Regions from separate parts of the Homo sapiens genome. Here region 2 is linked to region 1. A link is a loop called in an ENCODE intact Hi-C map of the cell type or tissue named here. Cell type or tissue: gastrocnemius medialis. All regions are shown on one strand. Each heading gives the region's core, and the rest is flanking DNA. Links, peaks and the distances in the headings are about the cores only.

Region 1 (10,336 bases), core at 892-8,891:
GCCTGAGCAACACAGCAAGACCCCATCTCTACAAAAAGTTTAAAAATCAGTGGGACATGCTGGCATGTGCTTGTAGTTCCACTTACTCAGGAGGCTAGGGCCACAGGGTGGCTTGAGCCCAGTTCGAGGCTTCAGGCATTTCACTCCACTCCAGCCTGGGTAACAGAGTAAGACCCTGTCTCAAACACACACACACACACACACACACACACTTTAATAAGTATCCTGGTATATTTACCCTTAAGTCTCAGGATGGAATCTCAAGAGTGCGACTGCCGGAAAAAGGGTATGTTTTTTGGTTTGTATGGTTTTGTTTATACAGGTTGAATATACCTAATCTGAAAATCCAAAGTCCAAAATGCTTCAAAATCCAAAACCTTTTTTTTTTTTTTTTTTTGAGACAGAGTCTCGCTCTGTCACCCAGACTGGAGTGCAGCGGCGCTATCTCCACTCACTGCAAGCTTCGCCCCCCGGGTTTACGCCATTCTCCTGCCTCAGCCTCCCGAGTAGCTGGGACTACAGGGCCTGCCACCACGCCCGGCTAATTTTTTTGTACTTTTAGTAGAGACGGGGTTTCACCGTGTTCGCCAGGATGGTCTCGATCTGCTGACCTCATGATCCACCTGCCTTGGACTCCCAAAGTGTTGGGATTACAGGCGTGAGCCACCGCACCCAGCCAATCCAAAACTTTTTGAGTGCTGACATGATTCTCAAAGAAAATGCTCACTGAGGCATTTCAGATTTCAGATTTTTGAGTTAGAGATGTTTAACTGGTAAATATAATGCAGATATTCCAAAATCTGGAAAAAAAAAAAAAAGAAATCTGAAACATTTTTGGTTCCAAGCATTTCAGACAAGGGCTACTCAACCTGAATTAATATATACTGCCAAGTTTCTTTTCCCCTCAAAGCCATAACAATTCCTATTTGCACCAACTATATATGACAGTGCCTTCTCCCCCAGATTCCCCCAGGACTATCACCCATTTTATTTTTGCTGATCTCATGGCATACTAGTGGCATTTTATGTGGCTCTAATTTGCATTTTTCTGGACCAAGAGTCATATTGAGTTTCTTTTCATGCATTTTTGGCTATTTGAGTTTCCTCTTCTGCAAAACACATGGTTGTATCCTTAGCTCGTTTTAGGATGTGGTCAATCCAGAAGAGCACTCTGACTATGCACTTACCTCAGTGGATCAGAGTTATTTATGTTCCAGAAGGCTGTGAGCTCCACCCGGCAGGGGCTGTATCTTATTCCTCCTGCACTAGCACCAGCACCAAGCTCAGCACCTTGCACACAGGATTTCAGGAAGCACTGAATGAAGAAAGGAGCCTCTGGCAGCCCTGGGATGCCCCAGCAGGCCCAGTCACCAGGGCAGGCTGCTGGGGGATCTGAGCACATTCTTACACTGAGGGTTATGTGTTATTTCTCCCAGCCCATGGTCACCCCTTGCTAGGACCTTTGAAGAGCTCCTTGGCAAAGCCGAGTGGAATCTCATCATGGCAAGTGCCCCCAGTGAGCCTGGGGCTCCTCTGCCTCCTCTCTCTTCTTTCCCCCAGGACAGGAAGATCCAAAGCCAACAACCCCTTGGCCATGGAGCACCCTCTCCCCAGAAGGTCAGGGAATCCATTCCCTCTCTCTCTCTTTTTTTTTTTTTTTTTTTTTTTTGAGTCTCACTCTGTCGGCCAGGCTGGAATGCAGTGGCACCATCTCACTCAATTCACTGCACCCTCCACCTCCTGGGTTCAAGCGATTCTCCTGCCTCAGCCTCCCAAGTAGCTGGGATTACAGGTGTGTGCCATCATGCCCAGCTAATTTTTGTATTTTTAGTAGAGACAGAGTTTTGCCATGTTGGCCAGGCTGGTCTTGAGCTCCTGACCTCAAGTGATCTGCCCACCTTGGCCTCCCAAAGTGCTGTGATTGTGGGTGTGAGCCACTGCGACTGGCCCCAAGGAAGCCATTCTCAAAATCCTTCCAGCCACTTCACTGCCTGCTGTGAGTCTGCCAGAGGGGGAGGGAAGGAATGAAGACCCCCCCTCCAAGTGATGACACCAAGTTGCCCCTCCCTAGGGTGTGATTTGGCTGGATAGAAAGGATCTGGTTTGGACCATGTGAGTGCCTCACCTAAAGCAAGGCCAAACTCAGCAGGAGCAGCTTCCCTGTGGCCAGTCTGATTTTTGGTCCCCGCTTAAGGAGACTGAGGGGTCGGGGGTGGGCAAATTCCTTCTTCTGATCTCCGAACGAGCATCTGCTTGAATCACTACAGACCCCCATGCCAAGCTCAGGAACATTGGAGCCTCTGCCTCACAACTGCCTGGGACCAAACTCATTCATGCAACAAATACTTATTGGGCATCTATTATGTTCCAGGCAGAGTTCCAGGCACTAGGGATACATTAATGATCCAACAGGCAAAAATCTCTGCACTCTTGCAGCTGACCTTGTCCAGCAGGGCTTGACAAATTTTTTCTCTAAAGGCCAGAGAGTAAACATTTTTGGCTTTTCAGGCCATAAGGTCTCTGTTGAACTGACTTAACTGCCTTTGTAGTGTGAAAACACCCATGCATGGGTGTGGCTGTGTTCCAATAAAACTTTATTTATGGACACTGAAATTTGAATTCTGTGTAATGTTCATGTGTCCTGAAATATGAGTGTTTCTTTTTCTCTTCCCCAACCATTAAAAATTTGTAAAGCACTCTTAGCTCAAGGGAGGGCTGTATAAAAACAGGTGGTGCCAACCTCTGTTCTAGAGGGATAATAAAAACTGAAACTTACACAGCACTTATATGTGCCAGGTACTGTTCCAGTGCTTATGTAAATTGACTCATTCAATCCTTACACAAACCCTGGGAGGCGTGCAATCATTGCTGGCCCCACTTTACAGAGAAGGCAAGAGGCACACAGAAATTGACATAAAGTTATATTATTAGAAAATTGTGGGGCCAGGATTTGCATCCAGATCCAAAGTGTATGGTTTTATACACTATTCTATACCTTTGCCTCCAAAAAAATCCAACAAAATCATAAACAGCTGTCTTTGTTTCTTTGGTTTTTTTTTTTTTTTTTTTTTTTGAGATGGAGTCTTGCTCTGTTGCCCAGGCTGGAGCGCAGTGGCGCGATCTTGGCTCACCACAACCTCCGCCTCCCAGGTTCAAGTGATTCTCCTCCCTCAGTCTCCAGAGTAGCTGGGACTACAGGCACGTACCACCACGCCCGGCTAATTTTTGTATTTTTAGTAGAAACAGGGTTTCACTATGTTGGCCAGGCTACTCTCGAACTGACCTCGTGATTTGCCCACCTCGGGCTCCCAAAGTGCTGAGATTACAGGCGTGAGCCACCACGCCCAGTCCAGCTGTCTTTGTTTAATATCTATTATGCCCAGATACTCCGAGGCACTAAATGTACAATAAAAGAAATAGACGCAAACAGCCTTATAAGACATATGACCCACTTCACAGTGGTCAGCTCAAGGAGAGGACACCCCTTCCCTGGGCCACTCTGCCCCCCTGCTCTCAGTTTCCTTGCCTTGCCCACCTTCCCTACAGTGCCCTCCAAACACCCTGCTCCACAGCCTTCCACATGCTGGCTAAGCTACAACTTGAATTCCAAAACCAGAATGATGTCGGCATCATTGTAACACACCCAGATATTTGAGGAAGAAGATTCAAAGCTAAACAGCCCAGGAAAGAGACAAAGACTAGGGAGGTTTCCAGGGCCTGAGAAAGCCTTTTGTGGGTAGGGCTGTGGTACAGGCACGGGGAGGTGGACTCTAAAAGAACCACTTCTTTGGTGTACCTCCCTCTATTCTCCCCTCTCTCCCAATGCTAGCAAGGCCTCCGGGTCTTTAAGAGGGGAAGGGGGAAGCAGGTGAACGCTTCTCGACTTCCAGAACACGGGGGAAAATGCCTCTGGCATTAAACAAAGCCTTTTTATATTTAATGCCAGCCCGGGATTTTCAGAAAACTTTCCCCAAGAGTCACTGAATGTGTGTGCACAAAAAATTACACACCAGTGTCTAAGCAGAGTTGGATGCAGAAACACGCACTTGTGCACGCTGAAACATCCAGCTGGGTCCACGCAGCCGCGGCTGCCCGCGAACCGCGTGTTCATCTGCGTGCTCGCACGCTCGGCGGGACTTGTTGCACGCTCGGGTGCAGCCCGGGCTGGGGGAGTAGGCTCCCCCAGGAATTCCAGAGCCACGGGGGGTGGGAGGAGAAGGAAGCCGTCGCAGCGGGGGTGGGAGGAAGGAGAGGGGAGGAGGGCGAGAGAAGAGGGAGCCCCCAAGCTGGAAGAACAGGGCGCAGGCCCGAGGCCGGGGGCTCCGAGGCCCCGGTCCCCAACTGAGGAGCCGCCCAGCTGGCCGAGTAGGGGAGGACCGAGCGGCGGGAGGCAGGAGTGAGATCAGAGGGTCGAGGGGCCAGCCCAGGGGGCGGGAGGGGGCAGGGACACAGGAGGGAGCTGGGCGGGGGCCGCTTAAGGGTCAGGGTGCGGCGTGGCGGGCGAGGGGCGGGAACGGCTGGCTAGGGTTGTTCCCAGGGCAAGCAGCTGGAGACCCGCCCCGGGAGGCGTCTGAGAGGGCCGGGAGGACCAGCGGTCAGCGCGGGAGCTCGGGCGCCCCCTGCCGCCAGGCCTGGGCATGGGCCCCGCAGGCCTTGGAGATCCTCTCCAGCCGGGATCCGAGAACCCAAAGCCCCGCAAACTGCGCAGGCCCAGTAGGGGCTCGCAAACCGGGGGCCCCAGGGTTCTCACTGGCCAGCATACTTGTGTAGAACTTTGTTTTTTCTTTTTGGAGACAGGGTCTCACTCTGCCGCCCAGGCTGCAGTGCAGTGGCACAAACACAGCTGACTGCAGCCTTGACTTCCCTGCCTCAAGCCATCCTCCCACCTCAGCCTCCTGAGTAGCTGGGATTACAGGCGCACGCCATCACGCCCGGCGTTTTTTTGTTTGTTTGTTTGTTTGTTTGTGTTTTGTTTTTTGGGTTTTTTGTTTGTTTGTTTGTTTTACAGGCAGGGTCTCCCTATGTTGCCCAGGCTGGTCTTGAACTCCTGAGCTCAAGCGATCCTCCCACCTCGGCCTCCCAAAGTGTTGGGATTACAGGCATGAGCCACCGCACCTGGCCTGTTTTGTTTTTTGTTTTTTAACATGAGTCCCAGTCTTTGTAGCTGGAGCCTGGGCTCTTTAGGTCACCACATCACTCCCCAAACACCCCGCTGTAAACCCAGCCCTTCTTTCAGTCGCTCACCCAGCCCCTGAAGGCATCCCCTGCTCTAATCTTGGGAGTCAGATACACCTAGGTCCTGGGTTCCAAAATGAGCTGGGCTCCTCTCAGACTGTGTCTCCCTGAGGGAGCACCATCTGTCAAATGGGCCAATTATACCTACTCTCTCAGGCTGCCTGGGGGTTTCCCAGGGAAACACAGGTAGAAGCTTCGCCTTGAGTCAGTGCCTCCCCTCAAATAAATTGGGGTGAATATTGGGCATTCACAGTGAAGACAGGCCCAGCCAATATGATGTTCAAGAAAGCAGGTGATGCTGAGACTCAGAGCAGAGAACATTAAACCTCACAGCTGGCCAGAGGCAGAGGTGGCGCCCAGACTCACATGCTCCAGCCCCCAACCTGGGGAAACTTTCCACTGTCTCAGTCCTGAAAGCCAAAGGGTTTGTTTTCCAAAGCCAGGTTCAAGCATCTAAGTCAAAAGCAGCTTCCAATTGCTTTTCCATCCTCACTTCACTGGGCACCTTTTTAATGTGCCAAGCCCTTTACCTAAGAGAATGCTGCCTATATGCCCACTGCCCCACTGCTCAGATAGCTAAGACAAGGCTCAGTGACGGAACCTACCCCAGCCACCCAGCCACCCAGCCAGCCCAGGATTCAGCCCTTCAGCTGCGCCTCAAGTTCCTCAAGATGCTCCACCCCTGGCCAGTAAGTCAGCATTCTGGGGGGAAGTGGAGAGTTAGCTTTTTTTTTTCCCCTAATCCCCAGGTAATTACAATGTGTACCCCTGGTGAGAACCACAGTACTGAATGTCAGGCAGAAATGTTCCAGTCTGGAGTTAGCAAGCGGTGGTCCCTGGGCCCAGCCTGGCTTACTGGCACATATCCTTAAATCCCCAGAGTAGTTCATAAAATTGTGAATTCATTACTAGCAGGTAAAAGTCAGGAAATTTCTTTTTTTTTTTTATTCTCTAAGTTCTGGGGTACGTGCAGGTTTATTACATATGTATACATGTGCCATGTTGGTGTGCTGCACCCATTAGCTAGTCATTTACATTAGGTATATCTCCTAATGCTATCCCTCCCCCCTCCCCCAACCCACGACAGGCCCCAGTGGATGGTGTTCCCCACCCTGTGTCCAGGTGTTCTCATTGTTCAATTCCCACCTATGAGTGAGAACATGCGGTGTTTGGTTTTCTGTCCTTGCGATAATTTGCTCAGAATGATGGCTTCCAGCTTCATCCATGTCCCTGCAAAGGACATGAACTCATCCTTTTTTATGGCTGCATAGTATTCCATGGTGTATATGTGCCACATTTTCTTAATCCAGTCTATCATTGATGGACATTTGGGTTGGTTCCAAGTCTTTGCTATTGTGAATAGTGCCACAATAAACATACGTGTGCATGTGTCTTTATAGCAGCATGATTTGTCATCCTTTGGGTATATACCCAGTAATGGGATGGCTGGGTCAAATGGTATTTCTAGCTCTAGATCCTTGAGGAATCACCACACTCTCTGCCACAGTGTTTGAACTAGTTTACAGTCCCACCAACAGTGTAAAAGTGTTCCTATTTCTCCACATCCTCCCCAGCACCTGTTGTTTCCAAAAGTCTGGAAATTTCACACCGAAATCTGGATTTCTGATTTTTTCTCCAACAGTTGGAGAACCAGAAGACACTGATTACTGACTTATGTTCCCTTTCGCTGTGTAGACAGGGACACTCAGGGCAGAGAGGGGCAAGGTGTGTCCAGATACTCCCAGGTCGGATTCCAGGTACAGAACTGGAACTCGGAAATACCCAGGTTTCCCAACTCTGGGTCCTGTGCTCATTTTTGACCCATGCAACTACCAACTGCCACTGAATCATTCTGAGATGAACCCCCCTGTAAAGAACACCCCCTTCCCGAGACAAGCAGGAGTGGTGCCTCTGTATGTCACCTAGGAAAGCCCCACGCCCAGCAAGCCCAATGGCCTCCACTGCCACATACCGTTTCCTGCTTCAGAAACTTGCAGCAGGACATGTAACTCAGAGCCAAGAGGGTGCAGCACATGAGGCCACATCTACATGGACACTTTAAACATCCTAATACCTGCAGTTGGGTGCACTGTGCTAGCTATTGGGAGCTATCAGGGGTCAGAGTGGAAGTCCACGGGTAGAAGGGGATATTCTGGGGCAAGAGGCAGGACAGACACCAAGGAAACAGATACCCAGGTGAAAACAGCCACCTTGATTCACACTCTCAGCCCCTTGGGATGACAGAGGAGGCAGGGATCTCTTTCTCCCCGTTCTACAGAAGGGCAAATTGAGGATGGAACAGTCTTAGAAAGCAGAAGGGGAGAGCTGAGAGGGACCTTGGGATCTGAACTTGTGCATGAGTGGCAGATGTGTTTCATTTCACATGCCACCTGTGATTGACTGCTATTGCCTGCCCCAGACATTGGGGGACAACCAGTTTCCAAGCGGGCCCAATGAAAAAGAGGACCAAGATCTGTTGGTCTACAGCCACAGGCTGGGGAGGGTGAATGGGCAGGGAGATAGGAAAGTATTTCAAGCCGAGAGGATGCGCCAAGGCCTGCAGGGCCCACAGAGACTGGCACATTTGAGGAGAAACAGCGTGGCCTGGGTGGGCAGGAAGGGGGTCAGATCGGGCAGACCACGGGGCCAGTTAAGAAGCTTTGGTTCATCCTATTAATGGGAGCAGTACAAAACCACTTAAAAGGATTTTAGGGGGTAAGCAGCAACTGAGGACAGAGAGCTCCTGTAGGCTGCAGAGATAGGGCAAGACCAGTGAGAGGCCGTCCCAGCTGCCAGATGAGAGACGATGGTGCTAGGACAGTGTGGCCAGATGGGTGCGGAGACCCAGAGACCTCCCAGCCCAGCACTGGCCAGATGACAGAGGCCTGTGGGTGGCCAGCTGGGAGCAAGAGCTTCTAGTCTCATAAGTCAGATTGGGAGCTGCTTAACCCTTTCTTGGTCCCTGGCTCTTTAAAACAAACAAACAAACAAACAAACAACAGCTCAGATGCCCATGGCCAAAGTGAGTGAGGCGGTAAGGGGTACACCTGGAGCCACCCAGCATGTTTTGCTGTTTTAGTCTGTGGTCTAAAGAACCATGGACCCACCCCTCCGGCCTTAGCAGGTAGAGGGGCTGACAGTGGGCCCTCCAAGCTGACGGGATCTGCTGGATTTTCTCGCCTCTGCCATAAACCACCCACCTTCTCATTATGGCATGCAGAGGATGCAGGAAGTGTGGGCTAGACACCGCTTACCAGGTGGAGAGGATATGGAGCAAGGACATTCGTTTCTGGACATAAGTTGTTGTTGTTGTTGTTGTTGCTGTTGAGACAGGGTCTCGTTCTGTTGCCCAGGCTAGAAGGCAGTGGCGCCATCATAGCTCACTGTAGTCTCAATCTCCTGGGCTCAAACAATCCTCCCACCTCAGCCTCCCAGGTAGCTGGGACTACAGGCACACGCCACCACACTGGCTAATTTTTTAAGTTTTTTGTAGAGACAGGGTGTTGCTGTATTGCCCAGGCTAGTCTCAAACTTCTGAGCTCAAGCGATCCCCCTGCCTTGACCTCCCAAAGTGGTGCGATTACAGGGCATGAGCTACCACCCCTGGCTGGACATAGATCTTTCCAGAGAGGGCCACAGGTCTCCCAAGATGTCCCTCACAGCCCTCCTTGTCATCTGGGACTCGGCTCATGGAGCGGTTTTCCGATGTACGTGGCTGTTACTGCAGCAGGTGTGGTGCTGCGGCAGCATTTGTGGAGGCCAGCACAGGCCTATACCCCGCAGACACACCACGCAGGGTCATGGTCCCCTCCCACAGCCCCAGGCAAGTCCCATCTCCCTCCTGGAGCTCCTTGGTGTGGGGAGCCAGAGGACCAGACCTGAGGTTGTCGGAAGGGCAGGGGTTTCCTCCCTATTCTGCCCTGTGTATCCTTGGGCAAGTGACTTATCTCTCTGAACCTCACATCCCCTGCTCTGCCCAATGCTCATGGCTGCAGGGAGTATTCGAGGCAGAAATGAATGGAGAGGGTAAGGCCTGGAGATAACCTCAGGCCGAGTGCAACTTGAACGTGGTTCCCAAACAAACATCCAGAGCCCTGTGTTCAGAGCTGGGGCTGCTCCGGTCCCAAGGAGAGGCTCGAGGCAGCAGAGGAGGCAGACCCCAAACAGATCTTGACCGCGTCGTGGCCAGCTGCAGTCCAGGAGTATGGCAGGCTAAGTCACAGAGGTGGCCGCTATGTGCCTGGGAAGCAGAGCAGGAGGCAGTGGGGCAGCATAGTTGAGTTCATTTGCAGTCAGCCTTGTTTGGGCTCGAATGTGGCCCCACTGCTTGCTAGCTGTGTGACCTTGAGCAAGTTACTTAACTTCTCAGAACCTCCATTTCTACATCTGTGAAATAAGAAAAATAAAAGCCAACACTTAGTGAGCACCAACCATGTTCCAGGAACTTCTCTAAATCCTTTTTAAGCCTAAATCATTCCTTAAAACCACCCTGGGGTATGGTACTACTCCCGCCCTGGAGAACAGATGAAGGAACGAAGGCCCAAAGAGGCAAAGTAATTTCACCAGGCCACACAGCTGGCAGGTGGCAGAGCCAGGTTGGCCACAAGGTCCCTGATCCCTAGGGTTAGTGAGGATCATGAATGGTGACACGTGGATCAGGCTTGTCACTACGGCTGGCACCTGGTTAGCCTGCAGTGTGTCTTGGCTGGTGTTATTGCTGTGAGGGTGGCTGCATTTGTTTCTAGGGCTGCCATAACAAAGTACTGCAGACTGCACAGCTTCGGCATGAGAAATTTACTTTCTCACGATTTTGGAGGCCGTAAGTCCATGGGCAAGATACTGTCAGCAGGGTGGTTTCTTGCGGGAGCTCTCTTCTTGGCTTGTAGAGGCTGTCCTCTCCCCAGCCTGCGTGGTCTTCCCTGAGCACGAGTCTATGTCCTCATCTCTTTTTTTTCTCTCTCTCTCTCTCTTTTGAGACAGGGTCTTGCTCTGTCACCCAGGCTGGAGTGCAGGGGTGCAATCTTGGCTCACTGCAACCTCCACCTCCAGGGATCAAGCCATTCTCCCACCTCAGCCTCACGAGTAGCTGGGAGTACAGGCA
Region 2 (10,336 bases), core at 1,471-9,470, 170 kb before region 1:
GCAGAGCAGCTCCCAGAAAGAGAGAGAAGGCCAGGAATCCTGTGCAAGGGAACAAGCACATGATGTTTTTTAAAAGTCCCTCTGGCTTATCACATCACCTTCTAATAGGAGGGCTCACTCCAAAATGCTAATTACCTACCAAGTAGGCTCCTGGAGTCCAAGCCAAGCACCAGGTAGAACCACCTAGAAGGCCATTCCTGATCAATTCCCTCATACAATTTCCAGTTATTTGGAGGCCTGCGTCTCGTATGCCAGACTGACACGCAGGTTTACAGCACACTGATTTTAATTTCAAAAGACTCTAGGGAAATTTTTTGGAGTGTTTTATTTGCTTAAGATCCTGGAGCAAACACAGGGGCTCCCTGGGGCACAACAGGACTGGCCCAGGAAGCAGTACCCTGGACCGTGCAGTGGGATGGGCAGGAGTGCCAGAGTTGTGCGTTCACGCGTGTTTCTGCAAGCAGGTGTGTCCCAGCGTGTGCACGTTGTCAGTGACACAACAAAAGGCCAGCTGAAAGCCTTACCTACGGTGCGGGCAGGCGGCATGAGCCCGCGGTGATGCGAATCAGCCTTAACCAGCCCATTGTTGGGGAGCAATGCCTTTCAAGGGACAAAAGGCAGAGGGGGCAGGAGGATACACGGGGAGAGGCGGGCACATCTGTCTGTGGCATGAACCACTGCCCCATTACGCCGCCTTTCCCCACAGCAGCATCTGGGGGTGCGTGTGTGTGTGTGTGCAGGGACCAGCCCGACTCCACATTGTCCTGCCCAGCCAGGAGATGGAGAGTGCGGCACTCTTACAAAGACATCGATTTTCTTCCTTCCCTTCCAGAGCAAGATCAGATGAGCTCCCGGAGTGACACGTCCTTAACTTTTCAGTGGGGTTTTCTTTTTCTGACTTGTTTGTTTGTAACATTTTTTTTTAAACCAGGTCTCTAATTGTGTCTTTTCTTGGCTGCATCTCCTTTGCTCCCGCCCCCCGAAGCAAGGAGGGCATGTGCTGATTATCTGAGTGTGCAGCCTGCTCACGGGGCATCCTGGGCTCTAAGAATGCCAGGGGGTTAGAAACTGGGGAGGGGTGGGGGAATTAATTGCCAAGAAAACACAAGGCTGTGCTGCGACTTTGATTCCATCAATTACCATTATCTTTCTCCGCAGGTCCGCCAACCATCCCCCGATCCGGCCGTGTTTAACTTTCTTTGCCAGTCGTGATACCCCGTCAGATTTCTGGCGCTGCCACGCCGCCCGCCTGGGCTCCTTCTGGGCTCTTATCAGCCTCTCCCAGTCAGTCTGGCCCGCCACAGCTGTTCCAGGCCCTCAGCCCCTCACTTTATCTGCTCGCACAGACCTCGGCCTGGCAAGCGGTGGGCCCGGCGCCTGCTCCACATTCCCCAGGAAGCCAGCTGGGAACACAGCCGCCCTGCTCCCGGACCCTCTGAGAGTTCATTACCAGCCAGGGTACCCCAGCCCGTCAGCCAAGGTGCGGGCCGCGCTGCCGAGCCCGGCCGCCGGAGCCGCCTGCATCATTAAAACTCCAACCTTCTGAAGAGAAGAAAGAACAAAACCACAAATTTAGATTAATAAAGCATTTGTTGATTCTACAGCAATTTAGCAGGCCTCTAAGAAACCCACCAGAGACCCGCGGAGCTCCAGTAATTTTCTGTTATATTATCTTTCTTGTAAAATACTTCCCCAGACAGAGTCCCCAAAGGGGCTCAAATATCACTGTGACTAACCAAAATCAATGTGCACTCACCTATTGACATTTTTACATAGTTTTTGGATTTAGTATCCAGCCGAAAACACAATCACCTCCTCTGCCAAGGAGCCGACAGGCACTTAGCTAGTCAGCTATTAGTGTTACAAAGGGAAAAATGGAAGCACCCAGGGGAGCTGGGCGAGGCGGCACTGACGTCAGGGGGTAATTGGGTGTCTGAGAGAAATTGCCAGCGGCTGGCCGGCTCCCCCGGGGGCCGCACAAAGCTGAGCTGTAACTCTAATAAAGGAAAGGAAATTCTAGAAAAGGGGGCTTTGCTACAAAGGAGCCCAGGCAGACGCCAAAAATAGCCCTTTGGAAATAAATAAATAAATGCGGCCAAAACATCTAGATCTAAAAAATAAAATAAATCACTGCTCCACGGAAGCTTTCTGGCCTCGCCTCCCTGGACATCTGTTTGGGGGCGCAAAGGCTCCTCCCACACCGTCCCCCGCCCCCTGCCCCCGTTCTTCCCTGGAACCACATGGATTTTGATGCTGGAAGGAGGTTTGCCATCTGATTTGGCAAATAGTATGTGTTTTCAAAAGAATCTAAGTTTGTCATGTCCTCTTTCCCAGAGGTGGTATCTTCATTGTTTACTTTGGGGCTCACAAGGAAAAGGAATTTCTATTGTCCGGCTTTTAGTTGTTTTGATGTTTTCAGTTTTGATTTGTTTATTTTTGAGTGCTCTTACCATGCCATCCCCACTGGATGAAAATTGAAGGGGCTCTGGCTGCCTGGTTCAGGCCTCCTTAGGAAAAGTCTGTGTTCTTGGGAAGTGGGCTAAATTTTTATCTTACGGCTCTTCCACCCACTGACCCTGAGGCCAAGTGAGGGCCAAAGTCTCCAAGAGGGAGGAGGACAGAAAAATAGTGGACCCCACCCCACAGCAGCTCCCGAGCCAGGGCCCCAGGCCAGGATATCAGCCTCCCTGGGGAGTCTGCAGCCCTCAGAAGACAGGGGCGAGGGGCTGGGCTAGAAGCAGGGTTTCAAGGCCAAAGACCCTCTGAGACCCAGAGGCTGCCAGGAAATCCAGGCCTCCTTGATCAGGCAGAAGAGGGTGGCTTGGGGAAAGAGATGGCAAGAATGGGATTCCCAGGGTCAGATTCTATTTCATCGCTTTGAAAGAAAAAGGAAAAAGAGGCCCAGGATTTCAAAAAAAAAAAAAAAAAAAAAACAAGAAGAAGAAGAAGAAAAAAAGAAAAAGAAAAAAGCAGAATGCACTCCAACCCCAAGCTACTTGGAAATTGGTCGGAACAAAGGTCTTCAGCTAAAAATGTCAAATCAGCACCACAGGGCTCCCTGCCCTCTCCGTCTCCAAGCCCCTGCTGAAGCCCACAGGGCCTGCTGGGAGCAGAAAAGGCCCCTCCTGAGGTCTGCTCATGGCCCACAGCCCCACCCATCATGACACCCCAGGAGGCACAGGGCTTCCTGACTGGGGCGGAGGGGCAGCTGGAATACAGGGGGCCGTTCCTTTCCTGATGGAACATCCAGGATTGGCACTGGGGAGGAAAATCAGGCTGGAGAAAGGAAAGGGATCCTGCAACTCACAGCCCAGGGAGGGGAAGCAATGCTCAGGAACGCAGCCGCCAGCGCCCTGGCACCAAATCACAAACCTTGAATCAATGATGCAATTGCTTAATTAATCAGCCTGCTCGGGGTGGGTGCAGAGGATCTCTGTGAGCATCTGACCCAACCAGCTCCTGATGGGCAAACCCCCCTCCTTGGGCCCCCTCTGCTGGGCCCACGGGACCACAGATGGTTGAACACCGTCTGGGAGTCTCACCAAGGGGGGAAAATGTGAGTTCCTGAGTCCCCTGTGTGATCCAGTCACTCTGGCAGAAAGGAGGGAGGAGGCAGGAGAAAGGAGGAGGGAGGAGGGAAGAGGGAGGAGGGCAGAGGAGGGAGGAGAAGGGAGGAGGGTCTTATCAGCAACTTAGAATTTCTTGGCCTTGGCTGCTGTAAGTTAGCTCTCTCAATGTTATTTTCTTGTCCCAGTCAATGAGATTGTAATAGAAATAGAGAGGCCTCTTTTCAGCAAGCTAGTCAGTGCCAGATTTAGAATGAAAAAAGGCAGCTTAAATTAACCCTAAGGCTTAACATGTTTAAGTCTTGTAACTTTTAAAAAAACAGAACCAAAGGTGAGTGTGCAGGTGATGGAGGCTGAGATGAGTCACACGTGGAAGCCGGTATATGCACGTGTGCGTGCATGCGCACGTGTGTGTGTAGGGTGGGGGACAGGAAGGCACCCCTCTGTCTTTTCAAGACTTCAGCAGCAAAATGCTTGCAAAAAAGTAGCAGCCAGCCTTGATATTTCCTACGCTGATGGCCCCAACCAGCGACGAGGATTTGAAACCAGTTCGCACGGGAGATTGGACCATCTCCAAGGTTGATTTTCTCATCTTTAATGTGCAGAGGGGAGGTGAGAGGAGGAGAGGGGAGGGGAGGGGAGCAAGTGGGCCAATATCTCAAACCGACCCCAAACGGTTAATGATAATGAGACGGCAGCGCGCTACAGGAGCTTAACAGCTCTAAGGAAGAGGGGAGACCCAGGAGAGGGGCACGGCAGAGGTGTTTTCAATTACCAAAAAGAAAAATAATTTATTTTTAAACAATACCTCTTCGACACTGGGTGTTTAAAGAGAACATACTCTGGCCCCTAAAATATCAAAGTGAGATTTAAAAATAGAAAAGTCATTTCCCCCCTTCCCCGTTGCAGATTTTACTGTAGCGTTCTAGAAGGCAGATTAAATGAAGGAAGCTCAAACACACTCAATTTTGTCCTTTAGCAAATTCTTCTCTTTCACTCTTGCATGAAGAAAAAAAATCTCCCCACAGAGTTTTTCTCTTCTTCCTGGTGTGGATCTGGGCCCCTGCAGTGCCCTGTGTAATTTCCAGTTCCTCAGAATTCAGGTATTAATAAAGACCCCATGGGGACTTCCAACAATATAACCCTACATTTTGAGGCATTATGAAAGGAAACCCCCAGGGGTCTGTGGCTCAAATTTCTGAAATGTAGGCATTGTAAAAGGCACCCCAGGGGATGCCCGCAATAGAAATCTGCTGAATTCAAAGCATTTTGGAAGTCCTGGTGGGAGTCATTACTCCCACTGGAAGCTTTTTACAAAACATGTGTTGCTGACATGTTGACAGATTGCTCAGTGAAGTGTTTAGGTGCATGCACAAGGCGGGCCTTTGGAGACGCTCACACTGCCAGCGAGTCTCTGAACGCTGGAACCGGTACCATCCATATTTCATAACAGGGGAGGCCAAGGCAGCCAGGGACGGGAGAAGTGTTCTCCAAATCAGCAGCGAGCCTCGCACCCCTCTGCCGAGGAGCCACTTCGAGTGGGCCAGCCCCATCCTCGCCTTTGGAAGCTGGTTTGTGCAGCACAGCTGTGACGGCCCTTGTATCCCTGCCGAGGGCTTTACTGAAGGAATCTTGAGGCGACCTCACTGATCACTGCAAGGCGTCATGCCGATCAAATTGAGGAGGGGGCAGGGTGGAGGCGGGGGGCTGGCGGGCCCCTCACCTCCACCCCCAGCCCTCAAGGAGAGGCTGGATGGCGGGAGGGGGTCAGAACAAGGGGCACGCTTGGTCTTGACAGCATTAAGCTCAAGAAAGTGATCTGTGACTTTAATAAGGCTGAGAGGCTCCGAGGAATTAGCTGCCTAGGTGATGGGGGCCAGAGATGGATGGAAATGTATTCATGGCCTGGTGGGCCAAGGGCCAGGCTGGGGCCCTGGGGAGGCTGGCTCACCCACAGCCCCACACGCTTCCAAGCTCTCATCTCCAAAGGAGTTTCTCGGCCACAGACCCATGTGTGCTGGAGGAGCGAGTGCCAAGCCAACCTGCCTGTGTGCACACGCACACACACACACACACACACACACACACACACACACACACTCCATGGCAGGATAAAGCACCATATGCTCATGTTCATAAAATTTTAAAGGTAAAAGCAGATGTAATTTGATAAATGTGTACATGTGTTGATACGAACACATGCACCAACACAGGCGCGCAGGCATGCACACGCCCGCATTCCAATGCTGGGCCCTCCTCCCTCCTGGGCTCTGCGGTTACCGCTAGAACCTCCCCACAGGTGCACCAGGACCAGAGAGGCGACCTGCTTAACCGTGTCATGGCCGCTGGAACACACAAAGAAATCTCCTTTAGAAATTTCTTTCTTGAAAACATTTATTCTTTTTGAACTGTACTCTATCCATTACGTCAGCTTGGGGTTTTCCTTCATTGAATTTTTTTTAAAGCATGTGAAGGAGTAAAAATCATTTCTGACTTCAATTTAATTTTTAGGCACAACGGCATTTAGAGTCAGGGATGGGGTGGGGGTTTCCCAGGGCAGGGTGCCCATCCACCCAGCCCTACATTTTTCAGGGACTTTACCTGCAGGCTGGAAATTTACTCTGGATCTGGGACCAGAATCCTATCCTCAACCTGGTGGCCCTTCCTGTCTTTTTCCTCCTTTCAGGAGAAAATTACATTTCAATGGACAAATGGCTCTTCCTAGAGAAGGGTGCAAGATTCCACTCTCCCAAGGCCCCTCACAGACTTCTAGGGACAAAGGCTCCAGAGAGGCACCTAGCAGGGGAGCCCCATGGGGTCAGCCCAGGGAGGCCCAGCAAGGGTGGATCCGGCTCTGCTGACTTAATGGATTCCTTCCCACCAGCTGTCCTGGGTGAGAAGCTGCTAAGGCTTCTGGAGCTGGCTGGCTCCTAGGTCGCCCTAACTCGCTGGGCTGGCAGGGGTTGTTTATCTCCCAGCTCCTCTATGCCCCACCCTGGGTTCAATGCATCACCAGCTTGTGCCCAGCCCAGTGCCCGGCACATAAGAGATGAACAGGAGCCCTGTGGTGAGTGAAGAGGTGAGTGAAGCAACTGATGAGTGATGCGCCCAGGCCATAAATAAAAGCCATTTAAGTCTACCCCAGTAGACTCCATTCAGTGCAAGGGAGGAAGGGCAGGTTTCCCCTTCAGAGTGGACTTCAGAGAACCCTGTTCTTCAAAGAGGGCCTGGAGGCAGAAAGGGATGACTGAGCCCGGGTCTCAGGGATCCACTTTCCAGAGGGCAGTCTTAGCCCCTCTGGAACACCCTGGCTGTGCCATAGCCAGAGGGGGAACACAGGAGCAGGGGCATAAAGAACTGAAAAGGAGAAGGGAAGAATCTTCGCTAGAACCCCCTTCTAGGGCATCTCAACTCCACTCCATGACACTCCACGAAAACTCCCACTAAGCATGCCACACCTATAACAGGAAATCCAGAGGTGACCTCCCTCCTCTGGGTCCCTCAGTCCTACCCACAGGGCTCTGACACCTTTCTCCTTGGATGACAGTAACCCAGTGACCAACTTGTCCCAATTTGTCTAGGACTTCCCCAATTTTAGAACTGAAAATGCTACATACATACCAGGAAGCCCATTAGTCAGTCAGTCATGAGCAAACTGGGATAGCTGTACCCTCACCCCCAAGACTGTGAGCTCTGTGAGAGCAGGAACCAGCATAGAGCCTGATAGAGAGGAAGATGCAGTGAACATTTGCTTACTCCATGCATGCATGCTTGAATAAATGAAGGCTTTGTTCCCAGGCTCCAGTAGATCTGGAGGGAGTATGAAGGTTTGTGTCTCATCACACACAGAGGACAGAATTCCACTCCCATGTAACTGCTATGCAGAGCACACACACACACCAGACTCCCAAACACCACAGTGCCACCTCAGCTGCACTGTGGGCCTTCAAATATGGCTGCCAGAGCTTGGAACCAGGCATGAAAACTTCCCAGCTCCAAGGGACCTCCACTTCCAACTGGAGTCTCTCCTGCTCATCAGCAGCCCCAGGCCACCTAGAACTCCCTGGGCTCCCTCCTGGCCTGGAAGCCACTTACAAACCTGTGCCAACACTGCCACCTCCAGGAGGCCACCCTTTGCACCCACTCCTGCCTAGCCCTTCCAGCCTCTTTGTTGCCCGAGCTATTGGCCTGCACTTTTAAAGGTTAAATGACAGCACGGTGGGCTGTCCTGTCTTCTTTCTGGGAAAAAGGTGGGAGGGCACTTGGGATGGGAGAATAAGAAGGCCTTAAATACAGGCTTATCTGGTACATCAGGAGACAGATGTGAATGCAGGAGAATTCATTCATTCAACAGAGTCAAGGCCCCAGCCCTTCACAAAGCCTGCCATGGTCACAGCATGGCAGGTGGATCACTGGGATGGGGAGTGCCCTCTGTCTAGCTATAGGGCACTGTAATACACACCTGAGCACAACCTCACAATGGAACAGTATAAAGCCGATTAAAAGGAGGCTTTTGGACAATATTAATATGATAAGCTGTTTACAACCTATGGGTAAACAAAAACAAAGCAGATTGCAGAACAAGAATGTGGATGGATGAATGCCAAAATGACTCTCTGGATCTCTAGGTTATAACTGGATTTTCTTCTTTTCACTTCTCTGTACTTAATAGACCTTCCACAGTGAGTTTATTTTATTTTTTGTGCGTGATTTTGAGACAGAGTTTCACTCTTGTTGCCCAGGCTAGAGTGCAGTGGTGCGATCTAGGCTCACTGCAACCTCTACCTCCCTGGTTCAAGCGATTCTCCTGCCTCAGCCTCCCAAGTAGCTGGGATTACAGGTGCCCACCACCACGCCAGGCTAATCTTTGTCTTTTTAGTAGAGATGGGGTTTCGCCATGTTGGCTGGGCTGGTCTTGAACTCCTGACCTCAGGTGACCCACCCACCTTGGCCTCCCAAAGTGCTGGGATTACAGGCATGAGCCACTGCGCCCGGCCCCACAGTAAGTTTATATAGCAAGCATAAAACAAGAAAAATGTATTTTGAGAAACAAGGGAGTGTCCAAGTGCTCCATTGCTTCTGGGAACCCCAGAGAAGGCACGTGGACGACCATCTGTGTAGAGGTCAGGAAAGGCTTCCAGGAAGACTGGAAGGATGGGATGGCTTTACAGGGAGGCACACTGCGGGGTGGTGTTTAACGCAGAGAGAACAGCGTGGGCAAGGGCACCACACACTTCAAAGGCAAGGGTGAGGTGGGGAGTGGTAAGATAGCCTGGAAAATAGGGCCAGACATGACCACAAATGGCCACCCTAGGAAAAAAAATGAATTTTGGTCTCATGGGCACTGGAGGCTGTCAGTCCTCAGAACTGACCCCTCACCACTCCCCATCAAAGGTGAAGCCAGTTTGCCTTGAAGAACTAGTTTCCATTTAACAATTGGACCCTCCGTAAGATGGGCAGGACTGTAGTCCCAAAAGGATAGAGCCTTCAAGTTCTCACCTCCAGGCCAGCCATGGCCACAGCTGCCTGGCCAATCAGACAGACACGCTGGAAGAATCCCATCCCTGGGTACCAGCATTGACCCTCCAGTCCTGTGCTCTAAAGGGGGCTCACTGCCTTGTGGGGACCAGGGCATGCTGCCCCACCATTCACAACAGAGCCAGGTGTGAACTGGGCCCAGGGCCACTCCACCGCCTGGAGGCAGACTTCCAGCCACTGGTGGGATGGCTGCCACCAAACACAGAATCCAGGTGTCAGAAGGAAATTAAAACAAATGACCCTGCCACATTTTTTATCATCCATTCATAAAAAATACAAGAGCAACATGGAAGAAAAATAGGTCACTTCAGTGAGATTTACAGCAACTTAGAGATCTAAACATCACCCGAAGGTCTTCTGCCTCCATCTGGCTTCAAAAGGCCAGGTCTGATTGACCCAGAAACAGAAGAGAAAGTCCAGAACCCAGACAAAGTGAGGTAATGGCTCCGGGCACCAACAACACAAGGGCACCTTCGGCCTCACATGGCAGGTGGTCCCAGGACCCATGACTGCCAGCCAGGAAGGAGAAACCTATAAACAAACCCCCAGGACAACCCACACACCTGCCCATGCTATCCACAGCAGCCAGAGGGATCTGTTAAACACACACACCGGATCCTGTCACCCTTCTGCTGACCTCTTCCAATGGCTTCCCACTAGGCTTGGAATAAAATCCCCACCCCTTTCCATGGCCTGCGAGGCACTATGTGATCTGGCCCCAGCCCCATGCCATGCCCTCACCTCACCGCTCCCTGGGTACCTACCCCCGGGGTCCCTGCCGGTACCCCGACGCCCTGTGTCACCTCTGCTTCCCCAGGGCCTTTGCACATGCTCTCCCCACTGTCTGCAGTACTCTCCCCACTAGGCTCCACCCACTTACCTCTTGCTCCTCTCAGACCCAGGGTCAAGATGTGGGGAGAACCTATATACAGAAAAGAGCATTTGTCAGGCATGGTGGCTCACGCCTGTAATCCTAGCACTTTGGGAGGCCAAGGCGGGTGGATCACCTGAGGTCAGAAGTTAAAGACCAGCTTGGTCAACATCTTGAAACCCCGTCTCTAATAAAAATGTTAAAAAAAATAGCCAGGTATGGTGGCAGGCGCTTGTAATCCCAGCTACTCGGGAGGCTGAGGCAGGAGAATCATTTGAACCCAGGAGGGGGAGGTTGTAGTGAGCCGAGACCACGCCATTGCACTCCAGCCTGGGCGACAGAGTGAGACTGTCTCAAAAAA

The links. Hi-C counts contacts between places; a loop is a spot of excess contacts. Peaks named below come from ENCODE experiments on the same cell type or tissue, not always from the same donor. Only the 100,000 strongest peaks of a DNase experiment are listed, where the experiment ranks them.
Region 2: a loop joins it to region 1, with 15 times the contacts of the local background. A loop is called at or near these places in 2 of 110 quality-filtered maps.

The regions. Positions count from the first base shown.
Region 1 is chr16:49,872,222-49,882,557 of GRCh38, forward strand. No RefSeq gene overlaps it. Among named protein-coding and RNA genes, the nearest start is that of ZNF423, 21 kb to the left of the region's middle. RefSeq lists a silencer at 4,536-4,695. In gastrocnemius medialis, for the core only: CTCF peaks have their summits at 4,616 (motif pointing left) and 4,826; a DNase peak (open chromatin) is centred at 4,590; H3K4me3 peaks cover 904 bases.
Region 2 is chr16:49,697,285-49,707,620 of GRCh38, forward strand. All of the region lies in intron 3 of ZNF423 (zinc finger protein 423), which reads right to left. Among named protein-coding and RNA genes, the nearest start is that of ZNF423, 150 kb to the right of the region's middle. RefSeq lists enhancers at 1,398-2,079, 2,762-3,443, 3,904-5,254, 4,126-4,807, 7,534-7,633 and 4 more. In gastrocnemius medialis, for the core only: no CTCF peak of the experiment used is centred there; DNase peaks (open chromatin) are centred at 1,897 and 5,037; H3K27ac peaks cover 862 bases.